Linked DNA regions of Homo sapiens: region 1 is linked to region 2. The links are chromatin loops, found by intact Hi-C in ENCODE. Cell type or tissue: PC-9. All regions are shown on one strand. Links, peaks and the distances in the headings refer to the core of each region. The heading gives the core; the rest is flanking DNA.

Evidence for each region. Peaks named below come from ENCODE experiments on the same cell type or tissue, not always from the same donor. Only the 100,000 strongest peaks of a DNase experiment are listed, where the experiment ranks them.
Region 1: it touches region 2 in a loop (16-fold over the local background); 2 of 110 quality-filtered maps call a loop at or near these places.

The regions. Positions count from the first base shown.
Region 1 is chr6:21,376,901-21,387,491 of GRCh38, forward strand. No RefSeq gene overlaps it. Among named protein-coding and RNA genes, the nearest start is that of LINC00581, 130 kb to the right of the region's middle. In PC-9, for the core only: no CTCF peak of the experiment used is centred there; DNase peaks (open chromatin) are centred at 4,841 and 7,551; H3K27ac peaks cover 2,699 bases.
Region 2 is chr6:21,016,404-21,026,994 of GRCh38, forward strand. The region is part of intron 11 of CDKAL1 (CDKAL1 threonylcarbamoyladenosine tRNA methylthiotransferase); the gene reads left to right. Among named protein-coding and RNA genes, the nearest start is that of CDKAL1, 490 kb to the left of the region's middle. In PC-9, for the core only: no CTCF peak of the experiment used is centred there; DNase peaks (open chromatin) are centred at 5,998 and 6,548; H3K27ac peaks cover 2,356 bases.

The DNA of each region.
Region 1 (10,591 bases), core at 1,486-9,485, 360 kb after region 2:
TGAAAAGAGCTAACTTGTTCTGTAAACAGTAGGCATTGTCTTGGGTGTTGGGAGAAATGGGAATTAAAAGGTGGTAACTTAGAAGATTTAAGAGATCTTCCAAATCTAAATCATTAGTTTCAAAGATGGAGATGTGATTTCCAGTGTGGTCAAGGGATTTGCTCAGGTAGAGCAGCCTGTGGAACCCAAGCCTTCAACTGTGGTCCATTGTTTTACTACTGTTTATATTCCAGGCCATATCGGGCACAGAGTAAATTGTGTCTACACACCAGGACTTCTGCTGCCAAAGCCACAGACTCAGAAATGGTAGATGGGGAGATGCAGGAGAGGTCATCAAGGCCTCCGGTCATACTTTTACAGACAAGCAAAGTGGTTTGGAGAAGGGAAGGAAGGGAAAGAAACTACCATCAGGTAGAGCAACTAAGGACAGAACTAGTGTCAACAGGAAGTTGCAACAAAGTACTGTAGGAAGAAACCACATTCGGGAATTGCATGACATTTTAGGAAGAAATAGCATCACTTGGAAGGACCCTGAAGAAAGAAAGGGATAAAAAAGTCAGATGGGGAAGCAAGGGAAGGGACAAGAGCTCAGAATGCCATAGACATGCTTGAGATGTTTGTGGCCTGGTTCGTTGTCATAGATAAAGCTGAAAGATTGCCTGGAGCCAGGGCACGGGGCTGTTGTATGTCAGGCTCAAGGTGTGTCACAGTGTGTCACTGATGTGATTGGACGGGTGAGTGCTATGATCAAGCCCATGTTTTAGGAGGATTCATCTAGAAGCAACAGATAGGATGGATACACGCAGGGTAAGAATGGAGTTTGATTCTTGCCGTAGTAAAGGGAAGTGTTAATGAGGATGTGAACTGGGGCAGTGGCAATTATGACCTTTGGGATACACAAGCTGGAAGTGAAGCTGGGTCTGGTCAGGGGACAGGATGAGTTTGGTTTTGAAACTAGTGCATTTGAGATGCTGACGGGCCGTCCCCATGGGAATGTCCAGCTGGCAGCAGAGAAAATGAGCCGGATGGTAGGAGCAGTGGATTCGAGAACAGATCCTAAGGAGCTCCTGTGTTTAAGGCCAGGGGAAGGAGAGGGATGAGGGAAGGAGACAGAAAAGGACGCATCCCATGTGTGAGGGACCACTGAAATACAGCATCACAGAAGCCAAGGAATCAAAGAATTTCAAGGAGGAGGAGGAGCAGTAGCAGTGTCACCTGCTGCAGCAAGGCCAGGGCTCATGATCCCTGGGGCTGGGGACATCGCTGGTGTCAGCCATACAGGCAGCGTGTGCAGAACAACTCAGAACCTAGGCATTGAAGCAAAGGAGAAATTTAAGCTTAGGCCAAGGGAGTAGTATAGCTGAGGGAAGGATTTTGAATATATATATATATATATGTATATGTATATGTATACACACACACACACACACACATATATATATATTTTTTCTTTTTCTTTTTTTTTATATGGAAACTAGCTCTGTCACCCAGGCTGGAGTGCAGTGGTGCAATCTTGGCCCACTGGAACATCTACCTCCCAGGCTCAAGCAATTTTCCTGCCTCAGCCTCCCGAGTGGCTGAGATTACAGGCATGCACCATCATGCCCACTTTGGTTTTTTGTATTTTTTGTAGAGATGGGGTTTCACCATGTTAGCCAGGCTGGTCTTGAACTCCTGGCCTCAAGCGATCCACCTGCCTCGGCCTCTCAAAGTGCTGGGATTACAGGCGTGAGCCACCACACCTGGCCCTTTAAAAATACGTTCATTCATTTATTCATAGACATTAGCGATGGAAAGACATAGGCCTGTCTGTCAGTGAGGGATAAGGAGAGAGTGCAGAGACTGAAGATGTGAGCCGGCTGGGTCCGTGGAAATGGTTCAAGGACGGTTGGAGAAGGTGGAATGAACAAAAAGCCTTGGCTCAGGAGAGGCCCACTTTTCCTTCAGAGACAAGATGGAAGCTGCTGGTAAAGCTACAGAGGAAGTTAGAAGAAAAAAGATGTTGTTGGCCAGGTGCGGTAATCCCAGCCTGTAATCCCAGCACTCTGGGAGGCCGAGGTGCGCAGATCACCTGAGTCCAGGAGTTCGAGACCAGCCTGGGTGACATGGCAAAACCCAGTTATACAAAAATTAGCCAGGCGCTGTGGTGTGCGTCTGTGAGTCCCAGCTACTGGGGAGATTGAGGGTGAGTCTGGAGGCAGAGGCTGCAGTGAGCCAAGATTGTGCCACTGCACTCAAGCCTGGGTGACAGAGCGAGACCCTGTCTCAATAAAAATAAAAAAGAAAAAGGATGTTGTTTCGTGGGTGCAGAATTTCAGTTTGAAATGATGAAAAAGTGGCCGGGCACAGTGACTCATGCCTGTAATCCCAGCACTTTGGGAAGCCGAGGCGGGTGGGTCACCTGAGGTCAGGAGTTCGAGACCGGCCTGGCTAGCGTGGTGAAACCTCATCTCTACTAAAAATACAAAAATTAGCCAAGTGTGGTGGCGGGCGCCTGTAGTCCCAGCTACTCGGGAGGCTGAGGCAGGAGAATTGCTTGAACCCAGGAGGTGGAGGTTGCAGTAAGCTGAGATCGGGCCATTGCACTGCAGCCTGGGTGACTAGAGTGAAACTCTGTCTCAAAAAAAAAAAAGAAGACGAAAAGTTCTGGAAATGGACAGTGGTAGTGGTTATGCACAATGTAAATGTCCTCAAGAACACTGAAATGTACACTTAAAGTGGTTCAAATGGCAAATGGCAAATGTTATGATATGCATATTTTAACATGAGAAGAGAGAGAGAGGATGACCTTAATTTTTCAGTCAAGTAGAGGGTGAGGGTGAGGGCTGAGAGGTGGGCCCTTTGTGCATGAAGATTCAGCAAGAAGAGCTTTTGAGCACCCGTATCAGGGAATCCATAGCAAGCCCAGGAGAACTGGGGGCCAGAATGGGCCAGTCGAGGGGTGGAGATAAGTGAGCCTCCTTTCTTGGTAAATCCTAATCCTATCATGACCCTTCTTTGCTTAAATCTCATCAATGGCTTCTCATTTTTCTGAGGATAAAATTCTAGCTTCTCACCAATACCTCTCAGGCCAGGCATAAGCAGAGCCCTGCTCTGCCCTCCCACCCTGTCCCACACCACAGTTCCCCAAAAGTCCTTGCTTCAGCCACATGGGCCTTTGTGGGCCTTCAAATGTGTCAGGTGCATTCCCTCCCCAGGGCTTTTGCAGATGCTGCTCCCTCTCATCCTTCAGGCTTCAGCGTGAACGCCTCTCCTGAGCAGCGCCTCCTCAGGCCACTGCTGTTGGAATGGCCTCCCTCTTCCCATCTTCCTTCATCCCAGCACGTCCTTCATAGCCCTGGTCACATTGTGCAATGGTATCTGTGTGTCGTCTGTGGCTGTCCCTCTACTAGTCTGTAAATGTGACGGATGTAGGGACCTCTGGGTCTGTCCTGACTCTATATCTCCAGTGCCCAATAAAGCTTTAGGAAACTTGGTAAATATTGGTTAAATGAATGAATGAATGAATGGACCAATCATCTTGACTTTTCACAACAATGTCCAGCAGCCCAGGCATAAGAGAAAAGAAAGCAGACGGTGGTGATAACACCGGACCAGGACTGAGAGTGGGGAGGGTAAGGAATTACCGCTGTGAGGAAGAACCCTGCTGATGAATGATCCATTCTGAAGCCCAGGTTGGAAAGGGCAGTAATTGCAGCCAGGAAGAGGTAGATGGGCTGGATGAGAGAGGTCGTCTCAACAAGTGAAGGAATAGACATTCGTCATGCCCAGGTTTGTAATGAAGTGTTCAGTATGTGAGAATGTGTATGAGAAGTTGTGGGGGGAACTCTGGATTCAAATGAAATGGATTTATGAACCCACTAGGACCTTGAATAGACTGACTGAGACGAAAGTACCCAATCAAGAGATGCAAATATGCATGTTTATTTCATATTTATGCTCTTCATAGCAAATTGAGGGTTGTCAGGCCAAGGAGCCCATTAGACTCCTGCTCCAATTTACTCTGGGCCCAATATGGCCTGGAACATAAACAGTAGTAAAGGCAACTATTGAGCACTTGCTCTGAATCAGTGCTTGCACTTCACACATTAGCTCATTTAATCCTCACAATAGCCCTCTAGGGTAAGTAATTTTCTGAAGATCAGAAAGCCAGCAAAGTGGTGGAGCCCCCATTAAACCCAGGCCTCTCTGCCTGCAGTTACTGGACTTTTCCCATTCAGCCAGATTGTTACCAAGCATATGAGCCTTCACATTCATAGTCGCTGCTATTAAGGAGATTACAATCCTAATGCATTTGCAGAGGGGATTGAAATTGAAGGTAAACTCTTACAAGGTTTACAGAACACATATCTTCTATGTGCTCATATGAGACAAATAGTTCACCCAGCACGCAACGTTTATTACCAAATTACTTGAATTTGGGCCTAAAATGTTTTTTTTTGCTAAGGAGTCTTTAAAAATATCTTGCCTTGAAAAGGATCTTAGAGAAATTCCTTGATTACTTGACTGGAAAACCTGCATGAAAGTGCCACACACGGAGCCCCATTTACAGCCATTTTTTCTCCCTTTTTTGAGCACCAAATGGTATCTTTGGCATTCTGCAGATTGGACATAAGGTGTTGCCTTCGGGGCCATAAAACGAGAGTGACAATTTTCTGCTCCACTTAATGCTATACCCAATTTTAGTTTTCTGTTTGTAAAAAAAAAAAAAAAAAAAAAAATTATCAGGACCTGTAGTATAGGGAGCAGACTTTGGGTGGGGTTTTGTTGAAATTCCTGCTTGGTAGCTTAGAAGGAAAAAGGCAGATCAAAGTGAAGTAATGTGAGGAAATGTAAATATGAGGGTTGGTGGTGGTGGTGACCCTGGGGGAAGTGGCTTGGAGAGGATGATGAAATGCCATTCCATCTGACAGCAGATTTCCAAATAGAAGTGTATTTTCACCACTGGCTCACATGTACATAGTCAATGGAATGGATTATTTTTGCAAAAGTGAGTTCAGAAAATCTATTTTGATAATATTCATTCAATCTGCTTTGCTTTCCTGTTGATGTCAATATTTTCCAGCACAGGCAAGTGCTCATAAGACACACACAGGGTGCAGTCCTAGGCAGGAAGGCTTCAAAATCAGTCTCCTTTGTACAAGGCAGAGACACTTCCATTTGGGATCTGCTAGACTAGTTTTGAATCCTCCCGATAATAATCATGGCCCCAAAAGAAATCAACTGGAACTTCGAGAGATTTCTGCCCCCTTTCCCAACTCTTGCTGAACCGGTTAGTAAATGGTCGTATAAGCAATAAAGATATTAATATGCTTAAGAGTTGAATGGAGAATTGCTGTTGCATGGCAGAAGGAGTGTTCATGTTATGGCTCCCTGATTTATTTTTTCTTATTTTCATTTACATCTGTACTGCTCTTGAAGTGGCAGCAACATACATTCAATAGATTAATGTCAAGAATACAAGGCCAGGCACGGTGGCTCATAACTGTAATCCCAACACTTGGGGAGGCTGGGGCAGGTGGATTGCCTGAGCTCACGAGTTCAAGAACAGCCTGGGCAACATGGCGAAACCCAGTCTCTATGGAAAAAAAAAAAAAAAAAAAAAAAAGCTGGGTGTGGTGGTGCATGCCTGTTGTCCCAGTTACTCAGGAGGCTGAGGTGGGAGTATCACTCGAGCCCACAAGGCGGAGGCTACAATGAGCTGAGATTGTGCCACTGCACGAATAGAAAAGAATACAGTAGATTGGTTTAAATGGATCCCTCTCGTCTTAATCAGATCATAGCTGTGTGGGAAAGAAATTAAGCTATTAATAACTCAAGAATTTGGACAAGACTTACCTAGAGGGGAGTGACTGACAAACAAGACATTTTGCTTTTGCTTTTAGTCATAAATAATGCAGATTTCTGTGTGTTACTATGAGACTCTCACACCTCCCTCTAAGCATAAAGCTGACCGTAAACAACCTGTGGGAAGCCGCTTGTGGTTTCAGTGGATACCCACACTCTTCTATCCGTGATTTTAAAATACAAAGATGTATTAGTTTGCTAAGGCTGCTGTCATAAAATACCACAAACTGTGTGGCTTCAACAACAGAAATGTATTGTCTCACAGTTCTGGAGGCTGGAAGTCTGAGATCAAAGCGTTATGGGATCTGTTCCTTTCGGGGCCGGTGAGGGCGAATGCGTTCCAGGCTTCTCCCCTGGCTTCCGGTGGTTTGCTGCCCATCGTTGTTGTTCCTTGGCTGGTAGAGGCATCACCCGGATCCCTGCCTTCATCCTCACAAAATGATCTCCCTGTGTGCCTGAGACCGTATTCAAATTTCCCCTTTGTATAAGGACAGCAGTCAGATTGTAGTAGTGCCCTCCCTAATGACCTCATTCTAACTTGATTACCTCCACACCAACTCTGTCTCTAAATACAGTCACAATTAGGGTGGGAGACACAATTCAAACCATAACAAAAGAGTTGGCCTCTTGATTTAGGAGCTGATGAGCTAGTTTATAGATTGTATAGGCTCTTGATTTCTCCTTTGCCCTTTTTTTTTTTTTTTTTTTTTTTTTTTTTTTTTTTGCTGCCTAGTTTTGTGTAAGAAAAGTTAGATAAAGAAAAGGGGAAAGATGAAGTTGAAGCCGTGGTCTCTCACACTGTTGCACTGAGCTTTGGTATCAGGCCGGGGGTCAAAATGCGGCTTTTAGTTCGTGGTGTGTGCAGATGGCCTCTTGTCACAGTCGTAGATACACAGTGGTGGCTGCATTAAGTCTAGAATGCCAGACCTAATTACAAATGACAGTGATGAAGTCAGGATTGTAATCCAATTTAAAATGGGGACCCACAATATACAATATATCCCAGCGATGCTCACTGCTGTGCGATTCAATCATTTGACAGCTTCATCCAGTGTGCGGCCACGGCTGGTATTGCTTTAGGCTGTAAGGGTGTGAAGAAGGAGACCTCAGGGGACCCCCGACTCCATGGGGCAAAGCTGGGGCATCCCTACCCGGAGGCGCAGGGCCCAGGACAGTGCTGACGTACTGTCTGTGTCTGTGCTTGCTATAGATTGTGGCGCGTTGAGCACATGGGGACAGAGCTGACTGGCTTCCTATTAACCAACATTTTTACTCACGGGTCAGAAGGTGATGCGGCTCTTATAGAAACTCACCCCACACATCCCCACACCATTTTTTCTTCTCACCCATTCTCAAGACCTCACCCATGTGAGACATGTCTACTTTTCTCCATCTTCCCATCTCAGTAACTTATTTTAAGATAAATCATTTTAACAGCTTTCTCCTAGGGAAATTATTCTGAAATTTCGAGCAACAGCGTTTTTCCAGAACATTCTAAGACTCAGCAGTAACTTTTTAAGGGGGAAGACGTTTTAAAAAGAAATTTCATTTTACTAACTGCCACACTGCATAGCTTTTCTAGGGCTGTGGTTAGATTTACGGGAGAGAGGCACCAGAGTGGATTACAACACAGGACTGACCTTTTACCACCCGGCTGAAGCTCGAAAAACAAAACCAAATCCCATCTTACTAACCATACCTGCGTCTTTTCTGGGAAATACCCCAGAATACAAGTTTGTTTGTTTTTTAAGATGGTTTTCCTTCCCTGAGAGAACAATCCTGAAACTTAAGTCAATAAAGTTCTCATGCTACATAAGCATTTTGCCTCCTCGGGTCAGACTTGAGGCCTTTTCCCCCCTTTCTTCTCGAACATACATCAAGTGCCTTAGATCACGGTGCATCCTAGGCAGGTTATGCCATTTTAATCTCATAAATATGAAAATAAAAGACATAATCAGAGCAAAAACAGGACTTTTTATTTTTAAACCAAAGGAAGCCAAAATAGCAACAGAGAAGAAAGGAAATTAATTAGGACCGTCTCTGGGGCCAAGGTGCATTTGCCCTAGTTCTTTTTTTACTTTTCCCACTGTTTTTCTTCCTCCCCATTCCACAGCACTCAGCATCTTCTATCTTGTCTCCCTTGGTGTAGCTCTAGTGTTCTAATTCTATCCCATCTTCTTCTACTGAAATAATGAACTTTTTAAAGAGAAAATTAAGTGAATGTCTTTGTAGCAATGAACCTCCCCCTCTCGAGAATAAAAGGGAGCTTTGGAGATAAGGCAATGCTTAACCCAGTGAACGAATTGCTTACTGATGGGGTCAGGTCAGGTGGGGCCAGGGTGGCAGAGCTGACTCTGCCTACTGATATCGGCCATGTTAAGAATAATAGCTAATATATACTCAACATCTATTACCTGGCTTATATGTTAGCTTGTTTCTATTTTATAACAGCCCTGAAATGTAAAATGGTTTTATTTTATTTATTTATTTTTTTCCTTTTCTTTTTTTGAGACGGAGTCTCGCCCTGTCGCCCAGGCTGGAGTGCAGTGGCGCGACCTCGGCTCACTGCAAGCTCCGCCTCCAGGGTTCAAGCCATTCTCCTGCCTCAGCCTCCCGAGTAGCTGGGACTACAGGCGCCCGCCACCACGCCTGGTTAATTTCTTTGTATTTCTAGTAGAGACGGGGTTTCACCGTGTTAGCCAGGATGCTCTCGATCTCCTGACTTCGTGATCCGCCCGCCTCGGCCTCCCAAAGTGCTGGGATTACAGGCTTGAGCCACCTCGCCCGGCCAAAATGGTTTTATTTTACAAGAGAGGAACTGGAGGGTAAAACGGAATTAATTTCGTTGGCAACCTTGTTAGAGTTGGAAAGAGAACCCAGGTCTTTTTGACCCAAACATTCATCATCACCCTATAGCTAGTAATGATGGGAAGAGAACCAAGAGAACAGGGAGGCAGAGATCACTTAGTGCACTTGAAACAGAGTTATTTAAGATTCAGAATGTGGACGTGTCAGGGAAAGTCATTATGTTCCAGTGTTTCTCATTCTCCTTTAGCCATGGGTCAGGGTGAATTTAGACATGGCTACAGACGAGGCCTGGGAAAAGGTGAAAACCTCAAATGTATCCGTGCAATGGAATATTATTCAGCCTTCAAAAAGAAGATCGTGCCATATGTAATAATGAGTGAATCTGGAGGGTATTATGCTCAGTGAAATAAGCCAGTTACAGAAAGATAAACACTATGGCCAGGTGCGTTGGCTCATGCCTGTAATCCCAGCACTTTGGGAGGCCAAGGCGAGTGGATCCCAAGGTCAGGAGTTCAAGGCCAGCCTGACCAACATGGTGAAGCCCCATCTCTAATAAAAATACAAAAATTAGCTGGGTGTGGTGGTGTGTGCCTGTAATCCCAGTTACTCAGGAGGCTGAGGCAGGAGAATTGCTTGAACCCGGGAGGCGGAGGTTGCAGTGAGCCAAGATCACACCACTGCACTCCAGCCTGGGCAACAGAGTGAGACTCTGTCTTAAAAAAAAAAGAAAGAAAAGAAAAGAAAAAAGGAAGATAAACACTGCATATTCCACCTCTAGGAGGTACCTAAAATAGCCACACTCACAGAAGCAGAGAGTAGAATGGGGGTTGCCAGAGCCTGGGAGGAAGATTGAGATAGGGAGTTGTGAACCAATGGGTATAAAGTTTCAGTTACGCAAAATTAGTAAGTTCTGGAGGTCTACAGTACAACATAGCACCTATAGTTAACAATCCTGTATCGTACACTTGAAAATCTTTTAAGAGAGTAGATCTCATCTTAAGTATTCTTACCACAATAAAATAATAACACAAAACAAACCCTCAAATGTGCATGAATATTCCCCAGCAATGAGATGGGGTTTAGGAGGCAGGCAGTGGTGGAGAAAGCCAATGATTAGTTAGAGCCGGAGTGAGAGATTAGTGGGCAGAGTGTCAGAGAAGGACACAGGGCATGGAGGGGATTGGAGAGAGAAAGTAGCCAGAGGGATCTAGGGTTCCACGCAGGGAGAAAACAAGGGCAGTAATGAAGTAACTTGTCTTCTTGTGACTCTCAGCCTCTCCCTCTTGCTGGTTGCCTCCCGCTGACAGCATGAAAGATAAAGAAAGATGCCAGCTATGTCTGTCCCCTTCTATCAGGCAAACACTATCAGTGACACCCCTAGCATACTTGTGCTTAGGTCTTATTGGCCAGAACTATGACTCATGGCCACCCAAGGCTAAAAAGGAGGCTAGGAAAACAAGTCAATCAACTGGGATTATACCTACAAGGAAGGAGAGCTAGCAGCTATGTCTGCTGCTACTGTTGTCCTTATTCACATATTTGTGTCAACAACTCACCAGATTGCTTTTTACCTGAGACCATCAATGTTATAAGAAAGGAATTTATGGCCGGGCCCGGTGGCTCACGCCCATAATCCCAGCAATTGGTGGCTTACGCCCATAATCCCAGCACTTTGGGAGGCCAAGGCGGATGGATCATGAAATCAGGAGGTTGAGACCATCCTGGCTAACAGGGTGAAACCCCGTCTCTGCTAAAAATACAAAAAATTAGCCGGGCGTGGTGCCGTGCGCCTGTAGTCCCAGCTACTCGGGAGGCTGAGGCAGGAGAAACGCTTCAACCCGGGAGGCGGAGGTTGCAGTGAGCTGAGATCGTGCCACTGCACTCCAGCCTGGGCGACAGAGTGACACTCCATCTCCAAAAAAAAAAAAAAAAAAAA
Region 2 (10,591 bases), core at 1,098-9,097:
ACCTTCCCTACCTTTCATCAACTCCTTGATCCTCTGTAATCTGGTTTCTGCTTACTCTGTTTTATTGTATCTGCTCTTGTTAAATTTCTAATTGTGGACTCTGGCAGGCAGTCTTTCATCCATATTTTTTCACTTTCTTATGTTGGCCACCCCCTCCTCCTTAAATCAATTCATTTCAGTCAATCAATTCTGTCCCCACGCCTTCCATTCATCCATCCATCCATCCATCCATCCATCCATCCATCCATCCATCCATCCATCCATCCATCTTACTTCAGTGTTCCTCAGGCACACATCCAAACAACCACATCAGAAACTTTTTTTGGACTTCCTCCTTACCTTCTCCCACCCAATCTACTCTGGCACCAGGTCCCCTCAGTGTGTCTTCTAAATGACTCATGTCTAACTTCTTCATGCCCACCATCACTGCCTCTTTAAGTAAGTATAGGTGGGACATTCTCTTGAATTGTGTTGTCTCCCAAATCTCTTTCATAACTCTAGCCTCACTCCTTCCAATCCACCCTTCACTTTATTGCCAGAAATTTTCTTTCTAAAATAAAAACGTTGTATTTCTTTGATCAAAATTGTTTCTTAGCTCCCCATTGCCTACAGTATAAGGAACAGTAACAACAACAGTTATACCATTACCACTCACTGATTTCTTCTACATGCCAGGAATTATGCAAAGTATTTTACATAGACAATCTCCTTATAGATTATCTCTCCATTATGGCACATACCACATTGCTCTATTTGATTGCATGCATATGTCCTCTCCTACAGACTCCCCCATATAACATAAGGAGTATTTTTGTGTGTATGTTTTCAGTGCCTGGAACAAACCCATTAAATCTTTGTTGAATGAAGGGTTTCTTTTGTTGGTGTTATAAGCAACTAATTTATGTTTGTATGATGTGGAGACTTCAGAATCTTGTAGTAGAAGCAAATAGAACCCCTCAGGAAGGTACAGCAAAGGCTGTGCTGGCTTGGGCAGAATACTAGTTCTGGGTCAAGGGAAGCAAACATCCTGTTACCCAGAACAGCCGCCTCTTCTAAGTCTTTACAACCACATCATCACCTAATTGTAGCAGTATTTGGGGAATGGGTGAAGAAGATGACTATCTCTAGGGTTTGGTTCAGTACATACAGCCTGCTACTGGAAGTTTCACACCTATGTGCACCATATAGTTTAAGGCAAAATAACCGTATTCTGTAGTAAATAGACTCAAAATACGTATTGCCTTCCTAGCTCTGGATTGTCTAATTCTTTACGGCTGACTCCGTACACTAAATGGCAGTGATTTCATTGTTATTATTATTATAAAATGGCTTGTTCTTCCAAGCTATTATATATTTCTTAAATGATTAACCTTTACACAGCCTTGGTATCCCATGTTTAGCAATAAAAATTGTTCTTAATTTTCTTTCTTGGGTTTAATTTAATTTCTTATACATTAAAATATATAAAATTTAATTTAATTCCTCCATTTCTGAGATGTTTTAAAGGGTGTTAGCTGAGGTTACCAACACTTTTAGGTCATGTTACCAATAGGAATTTGACATTTATATGAATAAAAATAATATTGTGTTACAAAAACTAATATAGAATTGCAAGGGCTATCAACCTCTATGCTTGAGGCCATAAATTGATTGCCAGCAGGGGTCAATCAGGAGGCTCTGCATTCTCTGTACAGTCTCCCTGGGGTAAACCATTGCAGTATTTGGTGTACCAGCAGAAAGGGCAGTGTGAATTTACACCTTCCTCAAAACAAATTGCTGAAATATTCACCTCTTACCAGAGGTGTGGACTCATAGCACTTCTTATTTAATGCCTAACAATAGGGTCCAAGGTTATTTTTCCAGAAATAATATCAAGCCACGGAAAATAAATGTAATAATTTTGTCAAATGTATGCAGTCAGGCTTTGTTTGGTCCACTCTGGTATACTTATAGAGAGGGTCTTATTTCTGGTTTTTGTGCAGGAGCTCCTGTGAAAATGAACTAATTAGGTGCTAATTTACCTAAAACGGAGTGCTAATACCGAAGTTGATTTTTAAAGTACAAATGTGGATATGTTGCTATTTTCACTGATGTCTATTTATTTCATGTCACCTTATTGGAAAGTATTCTTATTAAAATGAAATTCCTTTAAGTTTGGAATAAGCTTCTGCCTGAGTAATGGAAATTATAATGAGATATAAAATTGAAGCATTGCCTACCCTGTTGCAAATATTATGACATTGGGTACTGTTGATAAAATTAACTATTTTAGATCAGAATAAACCTTTATTGGCCTAAAATTGAATAACACAAGTTTTTATGTTATTATTTGTTTTCTGTTATTACGTTTATGATTTTTTTGTTGTAGTGTTTTTCTGTGTGAAGGTAGCTTGTGACTCTTTTTGTTCTCCACTTCCTCACAGGCTATTTAAATGAAGTTGTATCCTATAAAGTAGGAGTTTTTTTCTCGTGGTAAAAGGGAAGATATACATGGCCCACCTTGTTTTACCTCCTTTGCTTTGTCGTCTGTCATACTTCTCATTTGTTATTTATTTAATTATTTAGAGACAGAGTCTCGCTCTGTCACCCAGGCTGGAATGTCATGGTGAGATACGTCTCCCTGCAACCTCCACCTGCCACGTTCAAGCAATTCTCCTGCCCCAGCCTCCCAAATATCTGGGATTATAGGCACCCGCCACCATGCCTGGCTAATTTTTATATTTTTAGTAGAGATGAGGTTTCACCACATTGGCCAGGCTGGTTTCAAACTCCTGACCTCAAGTAATCTGCCCACCTTGGCCTCCCAAAGTGCTGGGATTATAGGCGTGAGCCACCAGGGCTGGCACCTCCTCATTTGCTGTTAGGTGGTGCTGGTTTTTTTGTTTTTTAAGCTAGCTGATTTAGTCTGTCCTCACCTTGAGTTACTCCTTTTCTGTCTTTCTTGCTGTCTTATTTTTTAAGAGAAATCATTTCTACAGTTGCCCATTTGTTACGACACTGCAAATGTATCACTTTTTTTTCTAATTAAGATCCTGTATGGCATTCTTTCTACTGCTGTGTCAGGTGCTGTGTATAGAATTAGACTTCCTAGAGGAATTTTGTCTTGCATTAAAAAATAGACTTGAGGCTATATAACACAAATATTAGTGGTGTCGTCTGTGATTAGATATATGAAATTTACATAATACCTTTGTCAGAAGCCTGAGGGGTTCATGCACTTGTAGCAGCAGCCTGTGGTTCTGCTGTTGTGAATGATGACTGTCTTGTATGGTGTGCATCACCGTGATTTCCGAAATTTTTTTCTTAATTAATTGGATATATATATAGGAATCATCATACAGCAATAGACAAAATAGAACCATTGAAATTCATGCTTCAAAATGTTTCATATGCTCACAAGCCACTAGGAGATGCTAAATAACACTATGGCTATTTAGTTTACTTTTTTCAACTAGCATTGAGGAAAGAACCCTAGAAGTTGCTTCCAGCTTAATTTTTACCTTTTTTTTTTATACAGTGGCCACTGTCTCTTTTGTGTCTTTGTTATCCAATAAGTATTTTATGTCCAAAGTAAAAATGCTTTTCTAACACCAGTGTTCTAAATGATACTGTTTAAAAGTCCTAGAAGCTGTGGTGCTAACCCTATTAGAAACAAATTTTTCTGTCTCCCCTTTTTCTTTCACTCTTTCCTCCAAAAAAAGTAAAAATTAAGGGATAAGATAGTTTTTGCCAATTTAATTAACATGATTATGAGCATGTGGAATTAGACTGCAACTTAGAAGTCATAGTCTGGCTTCCTTCATTTTCATTTGCTTGGAGAAGTTATTTTTTTCTCCCTTTCACATGTATTTAATGGCGGGGGCAGTGTCTGGTTTTCCGTGGCACCACCTGGCTGCCATAAAAGGCTTGTTCACTCACAATGTTAGACAGAAATATATGTTGGTTATATTAGAAATAGTCCCATATCTTCAACTACTTTTAGCTGTTTTTGACAGAAAGGAACTCTGTTAGAGTTCACAGGTTCACAGGTACTATTACGTACTTCTGTCTTTTTTATTTTATTTATTTATTTATTTATTTTGAGATAGAGTTTCACTCTTATTGTCCAGGCTGGAGTGCAATGGCACTATCTTGGCTCACCACAACCTCTGCCTCCCAGGTTCAAGCGATTCTCCTGCCTCAGCCTCCTGAGTAGCTGGGATTACGGGCATGCACCACCACGCCCAGCTGATTTTGTATTTTTAGTAGAGACGGGGTTTCTCCATGTTGGTCAGGCTGGTCTCAGACTCCCTACCTCAGGTGATCTGCCTGCCTTGGCCTCCCAAAGTGCTGGAATTACAGGCGTGAGCCACCGTGCCTGGCCTTTTTTCCTTTTTTTTTTTTTTTTTTAAGAGATAGGGTCTCATTATGTTTCCTAGGCTTATCTTGAACTCCTGGGCTCAAGCGATCCTTTTGTCTCAGCCTCCCAAGTAGCTGGCATTACAGATGTGTGTGTGTGTGCCACGGTACCTGACACAGGTACTATTATGTAAGTAAGAATGAAGAGCCAGAGAAAGAATGCTAAAGCAAGTATCTTATGAACCCAGCCACTTAGTTACAGAGATACTGAAGTGAGGTACTGTCAGGATTTTCTTCCAAGCAAGAACTGTATGGGAGTAATCAAAATCACAATACTGATGATAGAAAATTTAATGTAGTCCAGTAATTGAGAGCACAGGCATAGGGCCAGTTAAACTGATATACAGATTAGATAGATAGACTAAATCCTATCTTTGTGGTATGTGGACCAAATTACTTAACTTCTCTTACCTTGATTTGCTTTTCTGTAAAAATGAGGATAATTACATCCTTTCTTTAAGGTTTTTTTTGAGAATTGAGATAATATGTGTTAAGATGGGCTTAATACAGTCCCTGGTAGGCACTCCTTAAATGATTGCTGCTACTTTTTTATGTATTCAAAGCAATATTAATAACAAAACAACCACAATACAGAACACAATCAATAAATGATACCTAAAAAATAAAGACAAGAATTTGTTGCAGATTAAGTGAAAGACAGCCCATTTAATCTAAAATGCACACAAAAATATGAAGGAAAAAAAACATTGAAAATATTTTATTTTCTTTCTACAGCTTTTTTAATAAAATGCCCCTAAGTTGAACGTACAGTTCAGTGGGCAGAACTCACCCAAAAGATTGAGAAAGCAGAGGGTAAATATGTAATAGTTACATATTAATTGATATCAACTAATGTCTCTAAGAACGATGCCATCCTTTGGGGTTGTCAAAGTTGAAATTAAAGATACATTTTTTCAAAACCAGAGTTTTCGTCACCATTTGTACACCTTTCTTTATTTACCTCACCTAAGGTAGCACCCCACACACTAATTCAACCCCCATAGTGCCATCCGTCCGGACATTTCAGTTGCTTCTCTAATAAATGTCTACTTTCCTGGGACACCTTATGGTCCTTGTTGCTGGTGGTTAGTTTTGTATGAAGTCATTGTCTTTGAAGTGTTGTTGGTTGATAATGCGTGGGAACTTATCTTTCTTAAATATAATTTACCTTTGGCTGGGGTATTTAATGTCTTAAAGCAAAAGAAGAAACAACAGAATAGGTCAGGAACTCTGAAGGGCCAATGTTTGAGATCTTGTTTTGGAAGGAATTTCAGCAACGGTAGCTGGGCAGAAGGCTGACCCACCAACATATTTTAGCAAAGCTACAAGGATTTGGAATGATAGTGGCCCCCAGCATGGCCTCCTACTTTGCAGGTCCCGAGGTATGAAATTAAGTTACATTTAAAAATCAGAATTAGTTCTCTAATCTTCAGATAGTGTTAAACCTTAACTCATTCCACTGTTTGGTTATAAATAAATAAACATAACATTTGTCCCAAGTTGTTCTACAGGTTCACGCCTAGCCATAGAGTTAACTTTGAGCATTATTTGCAGTGCAGGGGGTAAATTATCTTCAAAACGCTCATGGATTGGCTGCTGCCCAGAGTCCTGAGAGATGTAATCAGTTTCAGTTAATTCTAAACAATAGATTGTGGCAGGAACTCAGCTAAGTGGCGGGTTGACTGCACCCAAACTGTTGATTTAAGTTGTCAAGAGAGCTTGACTCATGCTTAGACTTGACAACAGTTTGGGTCAGCTGGCTTAGCTGTAAACCATTACCAGTAAACTCTGCTCCTTTTGTGTGTGAGGAGGGAAGGGGGATGGCCCTTCTGGTCACGGTCTCCCTCCCTGAGCTCACTGCAGACTCCACGGCCTGGCTGGGAGGCTCTTTGTGACTTTTACTGTGCTCAGACTTCAGTCTCTTCATCCCTGTCATGCGCATCAGTGGGTTTCTAGCCACAGGCCTGAGGAACTGCCAATATAGTATGTGCTTTGTGTACTTTCTATTCATTTCTAACTTTTGTTGGTGATGTTTAACAGGAAGTGCGTTACTATTCACTGTACCGTAATCCATATCTGTACAGCACTTAATGCTGTTCACAGAGAACTCATATTGTCCAATATATTTTAGGCTAGGGCAGGGCAGGAATTACATTGCATCAGCATTAATCATCCTTGTTACCTTTTGATGAGATCATTCAGGTTAAATACTGGTTGGAAGAGTGATCTAAAGTTGAAGGCATGAGGATAAATGTAGGAAAAACATTAGCAGTTTGCTTAATGTAAGTTTTTTTTTTAAGTTTGAAGATAAATGTTTCTCAATTGATAATTTTTTTTTTTTACCATTAGCCTTTGAACATTAGTAGTAACAATTTATTTTTATTTAAAGTTTGTCCACACATGCAAATGGAAACATGTTACCCCTTGGATACTAGCTTAAATTTATTTACTCCGAGGTGATTTAAAGTCCACATATAGGTATGCTTGTTTCAGCAGGTCAGATTTAAGGATACCTTAATTTAGTGATGAGGTACTCTGAAGGTCTGAACTTGAGAAGGTGATCCAAGGTGACTATAACCTTACACTTCCTGTTAGTACCTGGCTCAGAGTCTCAGGAGACTTTGAGGGCAGTGTTTTGATATGAATTGCCTTTGTGTTCTTTCTGTAAATTAGTTTTTGGTATGGAAAGCCAGAAAGCTCAAGTCCTTTAAGTACATAAGTCAAGCGGCTTTTTTTTTCCATACCCCTGTCAAACATTGTACACTTATCGCTTTCCTTTTATAATTTTGAAAGTCTCCAAATCATTAAATGATATGCTTCTCAGTTGTGGATGGTTCCATTTTCTAATGACTATTTTGTCTTCTAGAGAATGTCTGCTAAAATTCTTCCTGATTTTTATTTTACTTTCCAATGTGGTTTTCATTTATCTTAGAACAGTGTGCAAACTTTCACTGAGAATAGAAACAATAAACAGAATGGCACAATATATTTTTATTTACTATAGATCATATCCATTTAGCTTTTTCATGGCCCTTTCATCATTTTCTATTGTGCCATTCACTTTAGTGGGTACGTTAGTTACTCACATGGTGTGACCTGGGAAAGGAACATTACAGTTGTTTTTCTTTGGTTTACATAATGTCATCAAATGAGGGGAAACTGTCCTTGGCTGAAGAAAGTTTCATGAATTTTAATGTGTACCATTTCCTTTGTTATTAATTTGTAAATAAATATATGATAGAGAGTAAAATAATGAAAGATTTTGGCAATTATATTTTAGCCAAGAAAATAATGAGAAATACCTATTTTCTTGCATCTCACATTAACATCTGTTAGGTTACACTTACTATTATGAGATGAGGGTTCACTTTAGAGATGAGTCAATAGTATAAATATTAGAAGCAATTTTCTAGGACAAAGTATAGAATGGTTTTATAGGTGACATGTGCCTGTGCAATGTTGACCTATTAATAGAATTTATTTATTTATACCCATGCACAGGAATGGAAGCATTTCACAGACAGACATGTAAGAGGTTAAGATTTTTAAAAATGCAGCTGAAGAGGCCAGGCATGGTGGCTCACACCTGTAATCCCAGCACTTTGGGAGGCTGAGGCGAGCAGATTGCTTGAGCCCAGGAACTCAAGACCAGCCTGGGCAATGTAGTGAAACCCCATCTCTTAAAAAAAAAAGAAATTGGTTGAAGAAATCAAGAGAAAGGGCACAATTAATGTAGGAAAAATGAGATGATTACAATGATAAGATTACCATCAAAAATACATGTCCTCCAGCCTCATACACTTATTAGACTTCATATTTCATCACAGATTTTTAGAAGCCAATGCAAAAAAGAAAATATTATCAGTAACATGCTTTACACAGTCTATAAGATAGAGGTGTCAGAGACGGGGAACACAGCTGTTCCTGCTTTGAGACTGGAATGGAAAATCTGCCAGTGGCCTGTCTTGTGATACTTCATGTCCTCATCTCTGGGCACATGGGAACTGCTTTCCTTTCTTCCTCACTGTAAGTGAGAGTGCCAGATCACAGTTCAAAAAAAGTCCAAGTACAAAGTCTTTTCCCAGCATGGCTTAATTCAACAACAAATTTAGACCAGCTAGAGGAATTAACTGATGGACCCCACATCTTTCAGCCAGTTATCTGCTGTTTCTCATGGCTATGTTTTTGATAAAATATTGGGTAGCAGAAAACTTGATATTGTATTATCTGAACAGTACTTAGACTAAAAATGTATTTTGTTGCCCAATAAGGACAGATCCACAGGCTTTAAAAATCCACTTGTCTGATATAACTGTAATTATTTCTTACGAAGTTGATGTGAAAGAAATCATTTTAAATTTTGCTCTGGTTAAGTGCAGATTGTACAATCAGTCACCTCTTCTCCATCCTTTCTCCTCCCCAAAATTCTCTTTATTTTTTGGACTATAAAAATGGGCTAAGATAATCTTTCATCAGTGTCATTCATAGTCAAACACACTGTTTTTCTTATTAAACATACCCCTCTCTATATGCTTTGCTGTATGTTTCAGTTAGTTTTTCTTAAACACTGACATGTCTGCTCTAGTTTTGTTGTTTTGGTTTGGTTTGGTTTAGTTTATTTGTATTATATACTTAATCAAATTTTAAAGAAATGCAAAAGTGGATGAATATTCCTATTTTTCTTCTTTTAGAACTTTCAGGCTGTCCCACCTGACTTCTCTTTCTGTTTGGAGGCATGTAGATTTGGGGTTGTTTGTTTGGGGGTAGGAATGTAATAAGTAGTGAAATGAAGGGGAACAAAAAGAATTTTAACTATTATTTTCTCCAGGCCCTGGAAACTGAAGTTCTTAGGGCACTTGAGTATTTAGGTGCTCTAATTATTCTCTTTGAAATAAATAGTAGGGTGGTTTTATAAACCTCTGCTACTATTTCTAGCTGTAAAGAAGTTTATCAAGAGAAAGAAAGCTTCATTCCAAACTTCTCTGACAGCTTGCTAATTCATCTGCTTGCTTCTTGTTGGTTTATATTATCGACATGGTACAACCTTATAGGAAAAAAAGAATACAATGCATGTTAAATTTTAACTACTTAAATTGTTCTCTAAATTCACAACTGAACACCTCTTAATTTGTATTCCATTTCTCCCATCATTGTTTTGAATGAACATTTCTATGATTCAGTCTGGTCCATATAATTTATCATTTTTTAGAGGTTACATAACATTTTATTGACATTCTTTTTTTTGCTTACTCATTTCTCGTTGTTAAACATTTGGATTGTTTTCAGTTTCTAACTATCATGCAAGGAGTGTGGTTATTAGTTCTTTTTCCTTTATTTGAGGTGGAGATCATAGAAGCAAGTTAAAATTAAATAAATATATGTAATATTGTTGCTGCTAATATATTAACATTAGATAATACAAACCTGGTAGAGTCTGGTTGTATTTTTCTGTTCTGTATGTTCACTGTAAGATATTTTGTATATCTTTATATATTCAAAATATTCTGTAATTTTACTCATTTTGTGGAATTCTTCTGAAACAGGCTGTGAAAACATTTGATTTGGAGTCAAGAAATAAGTTTCTTGTTGCTGTCAATTGGGAAAACGGATTTTATCTCTTTAGCTTCACTTTGAGTCTCATCTTTTGAATGAGAAGACTAGATTAAAGAAACTCTGAGGTTCACCTTTGCTCTAAAATTTCATCATTTTAGTAACTTGCTACATAGTTTTACAATTTTAAATAATTATACAGGTTTATTATTGCATTTTTGCTTTTATGATGTTTTCGTGGCTTTATCTGTAATTTAATACTGAGTCACATTCAGGAGGGCAATAATCAGTGTTTTTATTATTATGAAAAAAGGCAGACTTTTATGATACATTTTCCAGGAATTCATTGTAGAGTGTAATGGAGACTGCTTGTGTATGAAACCAGACACAACTGCAGTCTTAACTATGATGTTATCAGAGAAAATTGTTTCCCTTCCAGACACTTCAGGTTGTTTGGTTGTCTTTATCTGTTATTGGACATGACTTTATGAATTATTTTGTCTATTTACCATAATGACTAACTGCCAAGGGTGCTCAGAAACCTCTCAATGAGCCTCAAACTTCCTTGTATTCTCTCTTCTTCTTCCTCCTTGTCATAAATTCTCATCACTTGACCTCTTCTTATTCTCTAATCTTCTGGCTT